Regions from separate parts of the Homo sapiens genome. Here region 1 is linked to region 2. Evidence: chromatin loops called from intact Hi-C (ENCODE). Cell type or tissue: IMR-90. All regions are shown on one strand.

What was found. Hi-C counts contacts between places; a loop is a spot of excess contacts. Peaks named below come from ENCODE experiments on the same cell type or tissue, not always from the same donor. Only the 100,000 strongest peaks of a DNase experiment are listed, where the experiment ranks them.
Region 1: a loop joins it to region 2, with 11 times the contacts of the local background. A loop is called at or near these places in 4 of 110 quality-filtered maps.

What each region holds. Positions count from the first base shown.
Region 1 is chr1:36,702,398-36,704,897 of GRCh38, reverse strand. No RefSeq gene overlaps it. Among named protein-coding and RNA genes, the nearest start is that of CSF3R, 220 kb to the right of the region's middle. RefSeq lists an enhancer at 1,000-1,089. In IMR-90, a CTCF peak has its summit at 1,014 (motif pointing left); no DNase peak of the experiment used is centred here.
Region 2 is chr1:37,681,136-37,683,635 of GRCh38, reverse strand. It overlaps AIRIM (AFG2 interacting ribosome maturation factor), which reads left to right. Exons shown (of 5, transcript NM_001350770.2): 4 at 199-317; 5 at 476-2,066. The coding sequence ends at 513. Among named protein-coding and RNA genes, the nearest start is that of AIRIM, 8.1 kb to the left of the region's middle. In IMR-90, a CTCF peak has its summit at 1,065 (motif pointing right); a DNase peak (open chromatin) is centred at 1,095.

The sequences.
Region 1 (2,500 bases), 980 kb after region 2:
AAATCCTGTCTCCACTAAAAATCCAAAAATTAGCCGGGCGTGGAGGCGCGCGCCTGTCATCCCAGCTACTCAGGAGGCTGAGGCAGGAGAATCGCTTGAACCCGGGAGGCAGAAGTTGCAGTGAGCCGAGATGGCACCACTGCACTCCAGCCTGGGTGACAGAGAGAGACTCCGTCTCAAAAAACAAACAAACAAAAAAAGATGGAGAGACACGCTGCGGTCCTCCTAGGACACTGTCCCTTCATTTCAGGAAGAGTAGGGGTGGGTGAAGTTGCCACCCTGATTTCTGAAAGTCAGTTCACAAATCAGAGACATAGGCTGGTGCCGTTGTGCCGAAGGGAAGGTGTTGGACACCGCCGCAGGCTGTGTTGATGTGAATGGCGCCCATCTATTCCTCCACAGAGAGAGCCCTTCACCTGGAGAGTGCTCCGGATGCAGCCCTGGCTGCCAGTCAGAGGACGCCACCCCCAGCCACAGGGGAGAGCATGACTGCACTACGCTGAGACTATGGAAGGTCCTCCCCTGAGGTTTGTCCCATCAGAACTGAGGGAAAACAACAGATCACAGAACATCTGAGCCAAAAGTTGCTGGTGGCAGTGGTTCCGGTCCCTGGAAGGAACAAATCTGCAGGCGGAAAGGATAAATCCAACACGGAGAGAGGAGGGAGATGGTCCTGATAGCATTGGAGTTCCTGGTTGCAACTGTCCCTGAAACCCGGGCTCCGTGAGCCATAGTCTTCTTTTTGCCTTGTCTGGTTCAAATTGAGTCTGTCACTTGGAACCACCATGTTGTCACACTGTTACCGACATGTTCTCTCCACTGGCCTTCTGGAAGCAGTTCCCACGTCTTTGCTGTCTAATCCAGGCCAGTCCAGAAAGTGTGGCCTGGAGATCTGGGGCAGAGCAGACCCAGTGGCCACGCGTTCCACCCAGGGCCTCTCACTGCAGCTGCAGCACCACCCGCCCTCTTTGCCAGCACCTCGTGATTCCTGCTCTGCTGCCCTCTGCTGCCCCCAACTGGCCACAGGCATCGCTGCGCTCAACTCCTCCCGCCCCTCATGGGTTGGGGCCTTTTATCACAGGGACTCGAATCAGGAAGCAGAAGAAGCCGCAGGTCCGAAGAGTAGCAGCCTCTCCCAACTCCAGTCCCAGGTAAAAAAATGTATCTCCGGAAATGGGAACTCGAGAAAATCTTTACTATTACATGTGGGTTAAAAACACTCTTGTCTTCCCTAGGGGTGCGAATACTCATAATGTACAATGGGAGTTGCTGCTGCAGATATTTTCTTCCAAGTGTGGACTCTAGGCAGGGTTCCCAGGAGGCTGGAGCAGTGGGAGAGAAAGACGGAGACCGGAGGAGAGAGCCTGGAGAGTTTAATAGAGAAACTAAGTCAATAAAACAAGAGGAACTATGGGGACAGCATAGTAATTCGGGATGTAAAAGAGCCGACGAAGAAGTAGGATTGAGCCCCAAAGAGCAGCGCAGCCTCTCTGGGCTCATATTTTCCATAAATACTATGCGAGGAAAGAACCATTTATGTGTTTATAGTTTCCAGGATACTTTAGCACATAATAGTGCATTTGATTTCACACCACCTGAGACAGTTGGGATGTGTGTTCCCTCCAAATCTCATGTGGAAATGTGACTCCCAATGCTGGAGGTGGGGGCCTAGTGGGAGATGTTTGAGTCACGGGGGTAGATTCCTCATGAGTGGCCTGGCGCCCTCCCACACTAACGAGTGAGTTCTCACTCTGTTAGTTATCGCGAGATCTGATTGTTAAGAAGAGCCTGGCACCTCCTCCTCTTTCTCTTGCACCCTCCCTGGCCAGCCAACGCACTTGCTCCGCCTTCACCTTCTGCCATGAGTAAAAGCTTCCTGAGGCCTCACCAGAAGATGATGCGGGCGCCATGATTGTACAGAGTGCAGAACCATGAGCCAAACAAACCTCTTTGCTCTATAAATTATCCCGTCTTGGGTATTCCTTTATAGTGACACAAAACGGACAAACGCACCTTCCAATATGGTAATACTGTTGTATTGACACTTTTTTTTTCTCTCACAAGGAAATAGATATTATGAGAGATTTAGTGGCTTGGCTGAGGCGTATTTTTTACAAACAGCGGAGCCTAAACTCAAGCCCAAGTCCAACTCCAAGTCAGGGGCTCTCTGCCTCCACGTGGGTGAGGCTGTATTGTACGTTGATCTAGCCATGCAGGCTACAGTCACACCACCTGAATGTGCCTGATCTCATCTGATCTAACCATACAAAGTGAAAGCACGGGCTTCTCCAGCGTCAGGGAACCAGGGTGCAAAATTTGGCCCTCCTATTTGCAAGCTGTGTGCCTTTGGACAAATTACTTAACTACTCTGAGTCTCCCACATGGGTGTGTCTCATGGGGTTGTTTTAAAAAGCAAACATTAGTATATGTGCATCACCTGAGCCAGGGCATGACACATAATAGGTACAATTATGATGGTCACAAGACTTACCACGTGCAT
Region 2 (2,500 bases):
CTTTCCCTGTAGCACAAAGCCATGTTAGTAAACAGTTGCTCAGGAAATATTTGTAGCATAGGTGAATCAGGCCCACCTGGTAAAATGTAAGGATATCTGCACTTTCACTTTTATGGCTCCCTCTGGTTCTCACCAGGGTGTTTTTTTTCACTTCAGCATACTGCATTTTCTTTTGAGCAGTCCTTAACTTCCAGAAAGGTACCTGAAGAGAAAGTATCTTCTTTCGTCTATCCAGTGGGGAGACTTGGCAAACATACAAGCTTTGCCCAAGGCCTGGGACCGAATTTCAAAAGACGAACACCAAGATCTTGTACAAGGTACTGGTTTGTGTTCTTCCTTTGTGTCTCCTCTCCTCCTTTCTCTCCCTGTGGCTCGCCTCTTTGGAAGCATTAGGAAGGTGCCCTTGCTGTGCCTCTGTGTGTTTTATGTTCTCGGGAGAGGTGATAATGCCATTTTTTCTGTCTTCCTATTTCAGATATCCTATTGAATGTTTCCTTCTTCCTGGAAGAGTAAGGAAGCTATGCGTATCTGGAGACCACGGGTACCACAGTTGAAGACTGACATTCTGAACCCTGATGTTTCTAAAGAAACGTCAGTATTTCAGTCTGACATATTTGAAACATCAGTGCCTTGAACCTTAGGACTGGGTCTTGGGGAGGATTAGCGCCTAGATGTCTGATTTTGGAGCTGCAGCATGCCAGGCCGTGGCTGAGAGTATGTGAGCCATGCCTTGCCCTTTTCTGAGGCTCAGGGAAGTGGATGGAGCTAGAGAGACAACAGGAAAGACGGTGCTGAAGAACATAGTGTCTTTCCTCTATTGTGGACCTAAAGAGGTGGGGAAGCAAGGACAAGAGGCAAAGAGCCACACTGCCCTTGGCATCATCCAAAGCATTGTCTGGTTGACACCAGGTCCTGGTTTTGTGTCTTTTGTCAATACCTGAATCCTTGACAAAAGAAAAAGTGGTTTTGATGATTTAAAGAAATAAGGGTGATTTTGACAGAAAATATATTTTAAAAATTTTGACCAATTGCAATAGTTATCCTCAAGCCAATTTCCAGAACCTGCCACCAGGGGGAGGTGGTGCAGCATGAATCATTCTGAATGCTTTGTCTTTGAAGTGTTCCCCTATTGCTGTTACCATCTCAGAGGAAGTAACTGGGCATGGTGAGACTCCTAAAATGACAGGAGTTTTTTTGGCCAAAGCTGGCATCTGACTTGCCACATTCCTCTGAGTCTGGAGTAGCCGCAGGGGTGGGAGAATGCCAGCCCAGAGTCAGTCCATCGGGGTTACATTTCCAAGGTCTGCTGCCTTCATCTATGTAATGGCCGTGTTACTTTCAGATCTTTCAGCTTCCCAGAGTGTTGTGGGAATCTTGGTCATTGAATGTAAAGGGACTTAGTAAAGGGTATAGATATTTTTCAAAAATGAAAATAACTTTTTTTCTTATAAGTGATAAGCTTTTATAAAGATCATAGGAAAACTAGAAAAAATGTAAAATGTAGAAAATTGTAAAACAAACTTCATTAGAGATATTTTGATAGATACCTTTTCAGTGTCTATTTACAAATTTTTTCTTTTAATATAGATAGGGTCTCACTATATTGCCCAGCTCACTCCTGAGCTCAAGGGATCCTCCCACCATAGCCTCCCAAAATATTGGAAATACAGGCATGAGCCACTGCTCCTGACCAATTCACAAATTTTTTTAAAGAACAAACGTGCTATCATCGATACATACTGTTAGGTTGTCTTTTTTTAAAAAACCTAATGTAATTTGTTCATCTTTTTATATCTGTAAATATAGCTCAACACAGTTATATTCTTTTTGTGAATGTATTATATCTACAATTTACCTTTTTTCTTAGATTTTACATGCATTTTCCCAAATCTTTGTGTTTGCCTATCTGTAAAGGTAATACATTCTGATTACAAAAAATGAAAATGTTACATAGAAATGTACCGTTATCCATCTACCAGATAACTATTATTAATAATGTGTATTTATTTTTCCAGGAATTAAAAAACATCTATCATATAAGTATTGCAAATAAAACTTAAAAAGCATTTAAGTGTCAAGTCTTATGTTGGGCTCTGGGGACAGAAATAAAAGAGAGCCCTAGAAAGGCTCACAGTTCCACCAGGGAAAGATTAATGTGCAAATAAGTCACTGATATCTTGTTAAAATTTGGATTCTGATTCTGTAGGTCTGGGATGGGGCCCAGATTCTGCATTTCAAACGAAGTCTCAGCTAATGGTCCAAGGACCAGACTTTGGATTGCAGAGACTTAAGTTGTAATACAATAATAAAAGTGTTATAGTTAAGGTAAAAACAGGTGCTGTGGGAGAATAGAGATGATAACTAATTGCCTGTGGAACTCCTTCTTGATGACAGTGACATTTGAGGTAGGCCTTGAAGGGAATTTTACCTGGGGCTAGGAGAGGGGTGCGGGGCATTCCATGCACAGGGGATAATCTAAACAAAGGCCATGTTTGAGGCA